Linked DNA regions of Mus musculus: region 2 is linked to region 1. A link is a loop called in an ENCODE intact Hi-C map of the cell type or tissue named here. Cell type or tissue: left cerebral cortex. All regions are shown on one strand.

Region 1 (8,000 bases):
CATGTATAACCATTCCTCAGCGAGCTTTCTCTACTCTTACTGAGTCCAGGCCTCCAACACAGAGACTGGTACCACAGTGAGGTGGGTCTTCCCATATCAATTAAGCCAGTAGAGAGCATCTCCCACAGATATGCCTTAGGCCAACCTGATCTAGACAATCCCTCTTTGTGACCCTTTTTCAAGGTGATTCTAAATTGTGTTAAGTTATTAATTAAAACTAACCATCATAGTATGTACAAGTTGCATGCAAATTCTATACATTTTTATATGAGGAAATTGAGCATCATGGAGTTTTTTGAAATTAAAATGTTTAGGTTAGCATGGAACACAATGGGTTTCTTTATAGCATCCTCATACATGTATATCATATCTTATTTTCATTCATTACCCTTTCCTGCTCTCCTCTTTTATCCCTACAATCCCTCCAAGTAGTTCACTTCTTCCACACAGTGCTCCCTTCTGCCTTCACTTTTAATTTAATTTTTTTATGAATATGAGTACACCATTGCTGTATTCAGACACACCAGAAGAAGGCAAAAGATCCCATTACAGATGGTTGTGAGCCACCATGTGGTTCCTGGGAATTGAACTCAGGACCTCTGGAAGAACAGTCAGTACTCTTAAACACTGAGCCATCTCTCCAGCCCCACTTCTGCCTTCTTAACACACATATTCCTATTACCCAACTCTACTAAGAATTTTCTTTCCCCAATCTCTTCTAGTCTTGTGACCTGCCCACATACATATTAATGTATAAACACATACATATATAATTTTAATTTTATACTTCACATGTAAGAAAACTATAGTATTATCTGTGTTGTTTCATTTAATATAATGATTTCCAGTTACATCCACTTTCCTGTAAATGTTATGATTTTATTTTTCTTTATAGCTGAATAAATTCCACTGGGTACATTTCTTTATCCATTAAACTATTGACAGATGGTGTATATTGGTCTCATTTCCTGGCTATAGTGAATAGTTCAGTAGTAAACATGGATGTGTAAGTATCTATGTGCTACATTGAATTAGAGATCTTTGGGCATATGCTCAAGAGTGTTATACACTTAAGAGTGTTATCTGGGTCCTATTTTTAGCTGTTTAGGGGAACCTACATACTGTTTTTTATAATGGTTGAACTGCTTTGTAATCTGACCTGCAGTGAATAAGTGTTTTTCCCCACATCCTCTCTAGAAGTTTTAATCTGCATTTCTCTGATGAATTAGGATTTTGAGCACATTTTCAAGTATTTATTGGATATTTGTGTCTCTTATTTCGAAAACTGTCTATTCAGTATTTTATTCCATTTATTGATCAGATGGCTTGGTTTTTTGGTGTTTAATTTTTTATAGTTTCTTATTTATTCTAGATACTATCCCTCTGTTTGATGTACATTTGACAAAGACATTCCCCATTCTATATGCTGTCTCTTTATGATTGTTATTTCTTTTGCCATGCAGAAGCTCACTGAATTTCTGAAATCACATTTGTTGCTATTTCATATCTTTCCAGGAGTTGTTACAGTCCTTTACTAAACATTCTTGCCAATATCTATATCTTCAAGTGTTTTCTTCTAGCAGTTGCAAACTTTCAGGTGTAACTTTAAGGCCTTTGGTCCATTTTGAATTGATTCTTATGCAGGGTGACACATAGTGGTCTAATTTCATTCTTCTACAAGCAAAAGTCTAGTTTTTCCAGTATCATTTGTTAAAGAGGCTATCTTTTTTCCAATATGTGTTTTTGAAATCTTTCTTACAAATTAGGTGACTATAACTGAGTTTATTTCAGGGTCCTCTACCCTACATGTCATATATATATATATATATATATATATATATATATACATACATACATACATGTGTGTGTGTGTGTGTGTGTGTGTGATGTTTTATTACTTTTGAGATCAGATATGAGATCTCCAGCATTCCTCTTCTGCTAAAGTTTGCTTTGTGTACTTAGAGTCTTTTGTGAGTCCACATGAATTTCAGTAATATTTTTTCTAGTTCTGTGATGAATATTACTGGAATTTGGGTAGGGATTGCATTGAATCTGTAGATTACTTTAGGTAATATAATCATTTGCACAATATCAATTCTGCCCATCTATGAGCATGGAAGGTTTTCCCATCTTCTAGGGTACTTTTCAGGCTTTCTTCCAATGTCTTCAGGTTTTATACCCTTGGTTAGGCCTATTCCTATTTACTTATGCTATTGTCAATGGGCTTGTTTCTCTGATATTTTTCTCAGTACATTTATCATTGGTGCATAGGAAAGCTACTAATTTTGGTATGTGGATTTTTATTCTGTTACTTTGCTGAAAGTGTTTACTAGGTCTAAGTTTTCTGATGGAGTTTTTAAAGTCTGTTGTGGGGGAGGCTATGCTTTTTTTCATCCCTTAACTCTTTGACAGTTCCATATATGTGTATAATGAATTTTACTTAAGAATACTTTCCATTATTTTCTCATATCCTTCTCCCTCAAAAGCAGACTGCTCTTTTGAATTATATTTTTTATTCTTGAGAATTTCACACATATATACAATACACTATAATTATATCCATCCTCATTTTCCACCCCCAACTCCCATACACCCCAACATGTCTCCCTCTAACTTCATACTTTTTCCTTATTTTAAAAAATACCCTTTAAGTCCAATTAGTGCTGTACACACGCACACACACACACACACACACACACACACATACACACATGCTTGGGACCATCCAAAAGGAAACTAAAGAGGAAAAATATTGCTCAATAGTGGAAAATGCAAGCTAATTTAGACGGATATATGACCGAGAATAATGAAAAAATTACTTTATTTTTGTCAGGGTCTTATTATGCAGCCCTGGCAAACTCAGGTATCCATCTTCCTCTGCCTCCCGAGTACTGAGGTTAAAGGCATGAGCAACCACACCCAGCTTGCAAATGCTGTTAAAATGCTGCTAACGGTATATAGTAAAGCAGAAAGACTCACAGGGGATAAGATAAAATGAAAAAGCTAAAAAGGAGAGAAAAAGATTAAAAAAGAGTGTTGAGTTAGCTTCTTTCTGGCTTCTTGGACACTGGATTATATGCATGAAGTTGGTGGAGTGTCAATGGAACCTGTGTCAATCGGACCCTTCCTATGATTCGTGTTGTATTGGACAAGTATATGAAGTCAGCCACAGCTATCTTTACCTTGGTAATTTTCCTTCTTTGAGTACCAGGGGCCTCTGCTGGCCACATTTAACTTTGCAGTTTGTGGGTTGGGCACGTTCTCAGTGTTGAGACTGGGCAAATGATTTCCCTTCAAGTGGCTCTATTAGATGGGGTGTGAGTCCCACGTGTGTTAGAAGTGAGGGAAGCAATCTTAGCACTGAGAGTGCTGCAGTGCTTTCAAGACATCTTAAGTATTAATCACACCACTTGAAAGATGCAACTGTGGGTACCAAGTCTCAAGCTCTACGGTAGTAGTTTGCTCCAGAATTTGATTATTCTGCTCACCTCAGGACCTAATCCTTTGGAACTCTAAGGGCGGTTCTTTGTTGGTGAGATCTGTTTTGGGTCGCCAAGAGTGGGGCTGACTTTCCCTGTGACCTCACTGCAAAGCCTGAGCTGAAGCTCCTGCCACCTCTCTAGGTCTCTCTTTACTATGGAGCTATGGAAGGCCAAATCGAGGCTCCCTGATCTGTACATGTTTCCTGATCGGAGTCCCTTGGAGTGGCTCAGTTTTTAACAATAGATGATCTCTTAAGATGGCAGGTGGCTGCTCCCCTCCTAGTCACAGGGTAAACTGAATAGATATTTCTTTCTCTGTATTGCTGATCTGCACGCTAGAGGAATCACTTCCTCATGAAAACCCAGAGTTAGATCTGGGACTTGTGAGGGATTTGGGCTTATCCTGAGGATGGGGCTTACCTTTTGGAAGTGGCTTCTGACTTCCCTCTATACTAGGAAATGGTGCAGCCAAGGCTGTGCTCAGCATTCAGGCCAAGCATCTCTGCTTCTTTTCTCCTTTGTGGATTTGACTTTTGGGCGTAGCCAAGTTTCTTTCCTTGTGATACTGTCCTTCACTCTCTTACAAAGAGGGTGCCTCTAATCTGCTATCTTATCTTGAATTCAACATCCACAGAGTTTAATCCTTGTGGCAGACAGGGAGTCCTAGAGCCCTATGAACAACAAAGAAAGACTGCATTTTATCCCATTCATTCCTGGGAAAAGAGAATTTTTGATTGGGGTCCAGTAAATAAATTCCCCATCTGGAAAGAAAAAAAAAAGGCCAACTATTGGGATTTTATTCTCTATCCTCACATAGAATACTTCATTAACCTCTTAATATTATGATATGGAACAAATGCTTTTCAGAGGAGACATTTGTATGTGTTTTATTTGTTCGTTATTAGTTATAAAGCAATAAAGCATATTTATTATTATTTGTGTGTACATTTGTGAGTGTCTAATATGTTTGTGGACACGTAAGTGTCAGGGTGCATGTGTGGAGGTCAGAGGATAATTTTGTAGACTTGGCCCTTTCTTTCTAATTTTTTAAAAGAGATTTATTTATTTTATGTATATGAGTACACTATAGCTGTCTTCAGACACACCAGAAGAGGGCATCAAATCCTAGTCTAGATAGCTGTGAGCCACCATGTCATTGCTGGGAATTGAACTGAGGACCTCTAGAAGAGCAGTCAGGGCTCTTAACTGCTGAGCCATCTCTACCCCACCTCTGTCTTTTCTTCTTATGTGCTCCAGGAATGAAATTGAAGTTGTCAACCTTGGTAAGCAAGCTCTCCTACCCTATGAGCCATCTTACCAGTCCAAGGAAAATATCTTAAAAGACTATAATAATAGACAGTGTTTCACTTCCAGATACCACTTTAAGAATTATTCATCTCCTGTAGCAGTCTCTTGTTTTCAGGGTATATACACCTCAACTTTGGGTATATAAATATTCTCTCTCATGGGAGGGGCATGATAGTGAGTCACTTGGGGAACATTGTCTTATGCTATTCATGTAGATTTTGTGTACATATTTGACACTCATTTTAATGTGCTAATTCCCCTATACATCAATGTAGGTTATGCTTATTCTTCCTAGAATTGAGAAACATGAACATAAGTTTGACTCAATTCCACCTGAAAGAAATGCATGAAGATATCCAAGGCTACAGGAACAAGAATTTAAGGAAATCTTACAAAAATCATTTTCTTCCAAAATTCAAGGTGGTTGAAATCCAGCTTCTATCTAGGACATTCCCCAGGATTATGGAGCAACCTCCTCTATTTGACAATTCAAAGAGTCTATCTATTCTCCTCTCTTCACTTCTACCACATTAAGCACACAGAGCTCTGGAGTAGCAGGAGACACAATTGGACTTGGGGTTGAGATGATAGAGGAAATTCACAGAACACAAGGAAAGCACCTAATTTATAATATCCCATGAAAGACTATGATGTTAATGCCCAAAGAAAGGGTTCAAATTCATTATTTTTGACCATGAGCTGGATATTACAGACCAGCTGAAGAAAAGCAAGAGCATATAACATCACTTGATGTGCTAAACAATATTCTAGCCAGACATGGTAGCATATGTTGGTAATTCTAATACTGAGAAGGTTGGGCTATATAGCAAGAGCCTGTTTCAGACCAACCAATCAACAAACAGAAGAAACCACATCTTTCCATTTTGTCATCTGTGGGCCATGGCTAAAGGTTTCAAGACTGTTGCTCTACCTTTAGGTGTTATAGTCATAATAAGGGAGTGAAAGAGCAAATGGAGAAGACAAGTGAGATTTCCCCCTTCCTAGGTTGCCTCTATAAGGGGCTCTTTTGGAAGCCCTACGTTTGTAGGTGATCTCATAAATACTTGTTTGGAGCATAAGAATCTTTTTTAAAAAAAATGCTTGGCATCAGATTCCCTAGAAATGGGCTAATAGATGGTTGGGAGTCACCATGTGGGTGCTGAGAACTTGGTTCCTCTGCAAGAGCAGCTAGTACTTAGGCACTGAGCCATCTTTCCAGCCCCCTGTAGTTACACTTATCCATTTCCCTCTATCATCATCCTTGATCCTCCTCTCCTCTCTCTCTGCCTCATTTCCTCTTCCAGATACTGTCCCTCCTTCTTACATTCTTATTCTTATTTGTGTGTTTGTGAGGGAAGATTAAAAAATATACTCAGTATTTTAAAGAATATTTTATTAATTGTAGTCACTGTGTTGTACAATAAATCTCTTGAATTTCTTTCTTTTATCTCCAACTTTCTATCTTTGGCATCATCTAGTCTTATTCCACTCACTGCAACTCTCATAACCCCATTCTATCCTTTGCTTCTACAGTGTTGTTAGATTACATTTATAGCTTATTCACTTGACATAATGTCCTCTGGGCTCATCCACATTGTTGAGAGTGACAGAATTTCTTTGTTTTAATGTTAGAATAGTATTCTATTATCTATATAGACCACATTTTTTTTTTTTTACTTTGTGAGGAGAGCCGGTACGTGCTTTGAGCAATCGTGTGCATGCCGCCAGTAATCTCTGAGAAGAGCTGTGTGTGCCGCGAGCAATCGCCATTATAAGATGGCGCGGGCCTCCGCTGTGCCTAACTAGTAAACAAGCCTTGTACTCAGGTGCGAGAGTGAATTCACTCCTAGTCACTCCCATTCTCGGGGTGTAATAGTGGGGTGATGGGCAAGCAACGAATCGGGAGCTGTCACGCCATATCAGGTGCTGAAACGTCACGCTGCGGGTTATAAAAGCAGCGCCATTTTCCCGGTTTGGGATCTTCCTGAGAAGCAAGCAATAAAGCTTTTGCCGCGGAAGATTCTGGTTTGTTGCGTCTTTCTTGCCGGTCGAGCGGGATGCAATAACTTTGTTCATACATTGATGGACACGTGTATTGACTTATTTCATGGGTATAGTGTATTTTACTGCAATAAATATGGGGTAAGGATTTCTTTTAAATATACTTATTTAATTTCAATTGGATATATGTATATATATATTATATATATATATATATATATAATATATATAGTCAGCAATATTGCTTGCTCATTTGGTAATTCTAGTTTTAATTTTTCTGAAGATGATTAAGCAAAGTATAAGTATGCATACTGACTGTCTTAGGGTTTCTATTGCTGTGAAAAGATTTCATGGCTCCAACTACTCTTATAAAGAAAAACATCTCATTGGGGCTGGATTACAGGTTTAGAGGTTTAGTCCCTTATTCTCATGCTAGTTTGAATGAAAATGGCCCCCATAGGCTTAGAGGGACTGGCACTCTTAGAAGATGTGGCCTTGTAGGAGTAGGCATGGCCTTGTTGTAGAAAGTATGTCACTGGGGGGTGGCTTTGAGGTTTCAGATCCTCAAGTCAGGCCCTGTGTCACTCTCTCTTCCTGCTGCATGCTGATCCAAATGTAGAGCTTTTAGTTCTTTCTATAGCATCACATCTGCCTGAACTCTGCCAGGTTTCTCACTATGGATTAAACCTCTGAACTAACTGTAAATCAACCCCCAATTAATGTTTTCCTTTATAAGAGTTGCCATGGTCATATAGTCTCTTCACAGCAATAGAAATCCTAACTAAGGCAATTGTCATGGCTAGAAGCATGATTACACATAGGCAGCCATAGTGCTGGAGAAGGAACTGAGAGTTCTACACCTAGAACAGAGAGAAATAAGGGACACTGGACTTGGCTTGAGCATGAAACCTCAAAGCCCATGCCCAGTGACACATTTTCTCCAACAAGGTCATACCTACTAATTACGCCACTCCCAGTCTATGGGGACAATTTTCATTTAAAATACCACACATACGAATGACAATCCATAATGAAATTTCGTGCTTTGTGTGCTAGTCTAAAGAATTACATTTGAAAATTAGAATAACCTTGAGGTGATATTTTTAATGGGACAAATTGTAGGTATAAACAATGGTAGGTTCCTGTCAGTAGGCAAGCAGGAAGAAGGGATGGGCAACTGTCAATATAGAATAGAACAAGGAAAATTCA
Region 2 (8,000 bases), 340 kb before region 1:
AGTTCTAGCAAGAATCAAGTAAGAGGTAACGCCACAGAAGTAAAGTATATATAGGACAGGAAATGTATTCAGGAAAAAGAACAAGAAAATGAAAGCAAAGGAAAATGATCTTTTCTAGAAATGGTGAAATTTCTTGGCATTATATCTACACTGAATGACTGGGAACACCAGAAATAATAAATGATCAATACAGACATTTTCTTGGCTATTTTAATGCTTTATGAATTATATGATTATTTAAGAGACCCCCCCCAGCATTAGGAATCAATAGCTCAACTATTTAGAAACTAGAGATGTTGAAAAGTAAATAGTACTAGTGAATAAAAGGAAGACTTTAGTATTGAAAGTCTAAATGTGTATCTCTTTGAAATGTCTCTTTACCTACCAAACTCATGTCTTACATTACAGTTTTATAAAAAAAAAAAATCAGATTCCAAAACTTGTTTGGAGACCAGAGGTCAGGATGACAAAATACTAAAAAAATTAAAGCTATTTTGCATCTAGGTAATTAGCATATTTTCCAAAAATATTAAACTAATTATTTGAAAATGAATCAAACGCAGTTTTCTTTTTTTTTTTTTTGCCATGGGCAGATATTTTCTTTATTTACATTTCAAATGCTATCCTGAAAGTTCCCTATACCCTCCCTGCACCCTGCTCCCCTACCCACCCACTCCCACTTCTTGGCCCTGGCGTTCCCCTGTACTGTCAAACCCAGTTTTAATCTTTTCAACTTCTACTTGCCTAAAGCCCAAGATGAACTCATAGTCCTTCCATTCTAACATGGCAAGTCCTGCTCTTAACAGTAATATGACTCTTAGTCCGGTAGGAAAAAGTCACTAAAAGCCAGTCTAAACTTAAAGCATTTACAAGAGCCAATTCAGAATGTTAGTAGGTAGCCTCAGGGCCCCGTGAGTTCTGAGACCGTCAGTTTGGTTAGGTTACATGAACATGGTAAATAGTGGCAGCACTTACCTTTCAGCGTGGCCTTCTTTAATACTTTCATGGCATAAAGCTGTCTAGCATCAGAGCCTGAGATTTTTTTAACTAAGAAAACCTGTATTTAAATGACAGAAAATAAACATTACAAAGAATTACAAACCAAATTCCTTTATTACAGCCAAGACTCCATTTATATATTCACACACATATATACACACATATATGCTGTACTATATTATACATGTATTTTGTCCAAAATATTGAAGTTTCAAACAGTGGTTATATAGTGATATTTCATTGTAAGAGGATAGTTGTTTTCTTTTTCATTTTGTCGTTTGCTAGTTTCCAAGGAGCATGTAATATACACAGTATGACAACTAACTCTACTATGAATATAGCAGCTAGAGAATACTCCACACATTCAAAGTATACCACAGGAAATGTCGGCTCTGCTTTATCAAAACCAAATTCTCCTGAGTGCCTCAATTTTTCCGGATGCTAGGGTTGTAACTTAAGGTCTCATTCAAACTAGGCAAACACTCTCCTACTGAGCTACAGCCCCAGTCCTACATCACAATTTCTTGCTTCTTTAGTTTTTTAAAAAATCACATTCACCTTCTCCATTACCTTCTTGCCATCGTCTCCTTCCTAAGTTGTCTATTTTCATGTCTTTTTATGGTGAGCCAATGAGGTTAATTAGGGTTGCTCATGGCAGCATGGACAACTTACCAGTGGCTATGCTACTAAAAAAAAATTGCCTCCCTTCCTGAGCAAACATCACCTGTCTATGAATCCTCAGGGAGGGGTGGGCCCTTCTGAATTGCCCCTATCAAAATTCTTACACTGGGGCATTTTGTGACAAACTTCTGTTGACACAATTATTCACAGATAAAGAGTCTTTTCTGTGTATGAAAAGTATACACACATCTATGTCACTGCTAGAGAAAGAGTAATTTAAAACATTGTTAATGAAGAATACTAGACAAATATTTAATAAAACGCTACCTTTTTGCGTTTTAACCAGCAAATCATCATATACATCAAAATATGAAAAACGAAGCCTAGGATCATTATTTAGCATCTTCAATTTCTGTATATTTGAAGATATTTTGAAAGAGTGTAGGGTTTAAGCAAAATAAATAACATGTGCTTTCAATAGCTCAGTTATTCTGTAATATGGTTGATTCAAACACTATCAACACATCATAATCATTTTGACTATTACATTCTTGATTTTTTCCAATAAGCATTAAAGAGACCTGCAAAATAGACCTGAAATTTAGTGTGCGCTTGCATGTGTACATGTAGTATATGATAAAGATCATAAACAGAAAGCTGGGTGTTCTGTTCTATCATTCTCCACCTAATTCCTCTGAGACAGAAGCCAGTAAGCGCTAGTGACTTTCCTGTGTCTGCCCTTCCTAGTGCTGTGGTCACAGATGCACAGGGCCACGCTCCGTCTTTTACATTGGTGCTTTGGATTTGAACTGTGGTCCTTAATGCCTGTGTAGCAAGGGCTGAGTCATTTCTCCAGCTTCTGAACCTGAATTTTAACCTATTTTCTCTACTTATTCTTTCAAATCAAGCAGTGTTCCTCTTTTTGTGTTGTTTTGCTTTTTGAGATTGGGTCTTACTCCATATAACCCTGGCTGGTGTAGAACTCAGAATAATGTGCCAGCCTCAGCTTCCCAATTGCTGGGAATTCCAGATGTGAGCCGCCACCATGGCTGACTAAGAGCAGTGTTCTTGAGCTGCTACAGGTGGGAAGAAGAGAAGTAATTACAATCAAGATTTAAGCTTAGAGGCAGCTTTCACTGATCTGACTTACACTCAATGTGATTAACCAGGAATCTCAAAATTATTTATCTACGTGATTCTCAGGCAAGGTAAAATTTTATCATTTTGCAAAACAGTACAAAGGCAATGAGTAATGAAATCAAATGAAAAGCACCACATGTGACCTCGGCCCCGCAGAGGCAGAATGTGATCTCTTGTACTGAGTTCTCTCTGCCAGCACTAAGCCCCACCTAACAGCTCTTTTAGTCAATTATGGGGAGCCGATCTAGGAGGAGAAAAGCATTTTTTAATAAGGGTGGTTCTAAGGTAGACTGTGTTCAAATGTGAAAGGCAATCAGATGTTAGTAATAACCATGAATAAAAATATATTCTAATTGGGTAAATTTAATTAGGAGATTGCCCTAACAATGTCTTTATTCCATTCTAAAAGGAAATTTCGTACGGCTTCTAAACTTGTTGCAGTTCTTTGAAAGTACCTTCTTAATTACTTTTAGCACTTCTGAACTTCCACAATGCCGTCAAAAGCATCTGCAGTGCGGCAGCATGACAATCTGGGGAAGTAGGCCTACTAAACAATGCCAGTTTTATGCCCAAATCAGGGCTTAGAGAAGTCAAACCATTCGCCTGGCGTCACAGTGGAACTAGATCCACGTCAGATACCCAGTTCTGGGTTCCTGCTCAAGGAATTCTTTAACTGTTTCCTTAAGCCAGCGAGCCTCCAAGCTCAGTGAGAGCAGCAGGAGTCCTCACTTGCCCACGCAGCTATTATAGGCTCTGACAGGTCATCCTGTTTCCTCGGTTTACACTGGCCTTTAAGGATGAGTAAGAAAGAAGACACCCTATTTTAATGTTTGCTATTTATAGTGAGGCATTTAAAGTACTTTTACAGAAATAAAGGGAGAAGCATTCGAATTCCTTGGAACTTAAATATTATGTTTGCTGAAACCTAATGTATAAAAATAAACTCATCTATTTGGTTTGTTGAACAGTATGGCAATGCGGTTAATGCCAGATATTATGTGTCTGGCCTTATATAATTTAATTCTCACCATATTCCCGTGAGGTCAGCACTATGACTCATTAATGTTTTTCAGAATTAGACGTTAGGCATAGTGCTACTCATGGAACCTCTAGGCTAGTGGGAGAGATACCCAATGAGCAATTTTGCAAATGAGTAAGTGCAACTGCAGTAAGTGTCAAAGAGGAGAGGTCTCGAAAGTTCTTTGAGGGTATCACAAGGGAGAATGACGGTAGGGTAGTAGGGACATCTTCTCTGATCACAGCTTCCAGAGCCAACCAGGTGAAGAAAGCTTAGGCCCAAACTAAAGGCCAGTGGGGTCAGAACACAGCTGAAAAGTATAAAAACTGGTGCTTTAGAGCTGGCTAGGGGTCAGACTAAGGAGCTCCTCTGCAATTGTAAGAAACCGTCTTTATCATGAAAACAAAGCAAGGCGGCTGAGGAGTTAAAGGGTACAATATTAGTTCATGCTGGTTCTCATGGACACAATTGAGGTTACAGTTTTTTGGAAGCTACTCTATAATACTTTTTGACTAGACCAGGGGAAGGTAGAGGCAGCATATCCTAGAGAGGTGGCAATGGAGGATAGGATCATATGATTCCCAAATTATCTACTAACTCAACAGGATCTGGTGACAGATCATACTGGCTGGGGTGGTGTAAGACATGGCAGGGATTGGGGGTGGAGAAGGAAAGGGAGGCAGGAGCAGGCTTGAAAAGATGCTAAGAATGCCTCTTTGGTTTCTGGCTTGTTTAACTGGATGCCATTCATAGTGACAGAGAAAAACTGAACTAGGATAGGTTTGGGGGTAAGGAAAGATTATGAGTTTGGTCTTAAACACGCCAAGCATAAAATAAAACACCTTTGAGACATAAGTGGGGGTGAGGAGCAGCTATGGAAAGAGTTCAGCGCTTGGAGAAGAAACTTAGGTTGGGAATATAAATCTGTGATGTCAGCAGCATATGAGTTACAATTAATACAGGAGCACAGATAAAACCAATTAGCGAGTGGTACAAAGAGATGACAGGTTAGAATGCAACATCAATGAACTTGCATATCTAATGACATGCTAGAACAGGGAAACAGGGCTCCAGGAGATTAAGTAACGTAGTGATAAGTAGAAGAAAAAAATCAGTTCAGTCTGGCTGACCTAGGGTTTAAAATTATAACATTATATCCTGCTGTCCATTGAGTCTGTATTTAGATTAAAAGTATGCTCTATGTTTAAAAGTGGTTAAACAACCATAACACATGATCTATATTAGCAAATAGCTACTAAACAGTTTCAATAAAATATACAAGCAAGATCTGCTAGTGCCATTTTGATGCTTACAGACCATGACATTTTCCAGCGTTTTATTAAGATGGAGGTGCTAAGGAAGAACTGCACTGCCAGTGTTGTGTGCAATCTCAGAATATCTTTTTTTTTCCTGCTGAGACTCTGTCTAGAAAAATCTCAAGTGGTAGCATCATGGGAAGTGAAGGCAGGAACGCTGTTGGGAGTTCAAGGCTAGTGTGTGCTAGAGGGAGACCCTGTCTTAAAAGAATAACGGCAACAATAAAAACAAAAAGAGGAGACTATATAAAGGGGATAGCTTGTCATTTTTAATTATTTAAAAAACAAGAGAGCTGGGAATGCAGTTTAGCAATAGTGTGCTTGCTCATCGTGCCCTGAAGCCCTAAGCTCAACCTCCCTATTGACATAAAACAAAAACAACCAATCTGCTCAGACACCTACCCCAGTAGGGTGACAATAAAGGGCAGTCTTAAAAGATAAAGTGAGTATGAACACTGCCAATTTACTAAGGTTTCTACTGCAGTTCTGAATAACTATTCATCTTTTCTATACTTAGTAAAAAATATAAAAGAAAATGTTGCTGGTAAAAAGACTGGTAGCATTTCATAAAATATTTGTTTTACAATGTAATAAAACATCCACGAATTCTAAAAATTCTTCTCTTTTTGGAGAAAGGCTCTCACTTTAGTCTAAGTTGGCCTTGGATTCGCCTATATAGCCAAGGCTGGCTTCAAACACATGCCAACCATCCCTTTTCATCTTCTTCGTTGCTGGGATTACCAACCCAAGACATAAACTTTTAAATCTGAACATCTTTTAAATTTGCATTCAGTTCCTTTTAACTTTTAAGATAGGACCTTATGCAGTTTAGGTTGGCCTCAAATTCTCTACGATTCTTCTTGAGTGCTGGGATTAGAGGCTCATGATATCTGGTTCTGTTTTCCTTGTAACTTTTTTCTTTTGTTTTTTTGACTAGAAGTCTCTACGCAGCCCAGGCTGCTCCTGAACTCAGAGATCCTCAGGTATGTGCCATTATGCCAGGCGTGCTTGTAACTTTTAAATCTAAATTTTATGAGCTATCTATTTCTTTAGGATTCATACGTATATTTCTCTAGAAGTTTCCTTGATGAGGGTTCAGACTACACTATCTGTGAGAACAGCAAACATTTTTTTAATTTTATTAGATATTTTCTTTATTTACATTTCAAATGCTATCCCGAAAGTTCCCTATACCCTCCCTGCTTCCCTACCCACCCACTCCCACTTCTTGGCCCTGGCATTCCCTTGTACTGAGGCATATAAAGTTTGCAAGACTAAGGGGCCTCTCTTCCCAGTGATGGCCAACTAGACCATCTTTTGATACATATGCAGCTAGAGACACGAGCTCTGGGGGTACTGATTGGTTCATATTGTTGTTCCACCTATAGGGTTGCAGACCCCTTTAGCTCCTTGGGTGCTTTCTCTAGCTCCTCCATTGGGGGCCCTGTGTTCCATCCTATAGATGACTGTTTCATTTAACAGCATAAATGAAACATTCTTAATGACTGAATCATCTCTCCAGACCTATCTTGTATATTTTAATGGATACATAACTATTTATGGGGCATAATGTGGCAATTTGATAAATATATGCAACGTATAATGACCAAATATGAGTAATTAGTGTTTTTGTATCTTTAAACATGTTAGCCAGTTGTCATGTTACATGCCTATAATCCTTAGGACTTGGGAGACTGAAGCAGGAAGACCTGCCTGGGCTACACAGTAAGAGCTTATGCTCTCCAAATGTTAACTTTTTGCGCTGAGAAGCTTCAAACTTCTCTTCTAATAAAACATATAATGGGGCTGGAGAAATGGCTCAGCAGTTAAAAGCACTGACTGTTCTTCCGAAGGTCCGGAGTTCAAATCCCAGCAACCACATGGTGGCTCACAACCATCTGGCATGACATCCTCTTCTGGTATGTTTAAAGACAGCTACAGTGTACTTAGATATAACAATAAACAAATCTTTGGGCTGGAACAAGCGGGGCCCGAGTGAGCAGAGGTCCTAAGTTCAATTCCCAGCAGGCACATGATGGCTCACAACCATCTGTCCAGCTACAGTGTACTCATATACATAAAATAAATAAATAAATAAATCTTTAAAAAAATACAATGAATTGTTGTTAGCTCTAGTCATGCTACTGTCCTATAGAACATGAGACCCTATTTCTTCTATGTATCTAATGTTGGTACCCATTAGCTAGCCTCCCTCTATCCCTAGCCTTGTGTGATTAGCACTCTACTTTCTACTTCTATGGAATTTCTATAAACTTTGTTTATAGCAAACAACTATGACTTACCTTTCCAAATGATCCCTGCCCTAATACTTTTAAAAGTTCAAACTGGGAAGGATCTGCCTTTTCATGTCCTTCCTTCACATGATGTGTGATTGCAATTTCTTTGATACTGCCTTCTTCCTGTTAAGGTAAATATAGAGACAACCCATTGTTAGCCCAGAATGACTCTCATTAGGAACCAAATAATCTTAACTTAGTATAGCATATAAGAATCCCTTGAATTAATACACAAAACTACTCTTTGCTGACTTATCAAGTAAACAGAAAATATACAAGTAATTATACTTTTAAGTTAAATGTTAGGAGAATATTAGGTCCTATCAGCTTCTACACAATACTAGCACTAATTATTTGCAAGTCTTCATTATTTCTATTTTACATAATTAGGATAGTTTTGAACAACAAAAGTGTGTGAGAACATTTGAAAATAGCAGATTAGAGTACTGTACTGTGTCTGGCGTGTGAGTATATCAGGTGGAACAAATGCCATATATTAAAGACATGTTTGTTGGGGAGAGGGACTGACAACTGTTCTGGAGTGGACATGGTTCTATCCTTCACACAGCTGCCAAGCAAGCATACTAAAGCGGAGTGGGAAAGGAGAGT

Evidence for each region. Hi-C counts contacts between places; a loop is a spot of excess contacts. Peaks named below come from ENCODE experiments on the same cell type or tissue, not always from the same donor. Only the 100,000 strongest peaks of a DNase experiment are listed, where the experiment ranks them.
Region 2: it touches region 1 in a loop (6-fold over the local background); 4 of 42 quality-filtered maps call a loop at or near these places.

Annotation. Positions count from the first base shown.
Region 1 is chrX:158,967,184-158,975,183 of GRCm38, reverse strand. No RefSeq gene overlaps it. Among named protein-coding and RNA genes, the nearest start is that of Rps6ka3, 280 kb to the left of the region's middle. In left cerebral cortex, a CTCF peak has its summit at 3,215 (motif pointing left); a DNase peak (open chromatin) is centred at 3,194.
Region 2 is chrX:159,310,978-159,318,977 of GRCm38, reverse strand. It overlaps Rps6ka3 (ribosomal protein S6 kinase polypeptide 3), which reads right to left. Exons shown (of 22, transcript NM_148945.2): 3 at 7,398-7,514; 4 at 976-1,057. Among named protein-coding and RNA genes, the nearest start is that of Eif1ax, 57 kb to the left of the region's middle. In left cerebral cortex, no CTCF peak of the experiment used is centred here; DNase peaks (open chromatin) are centred at 3,473, 3,874 and 4,400.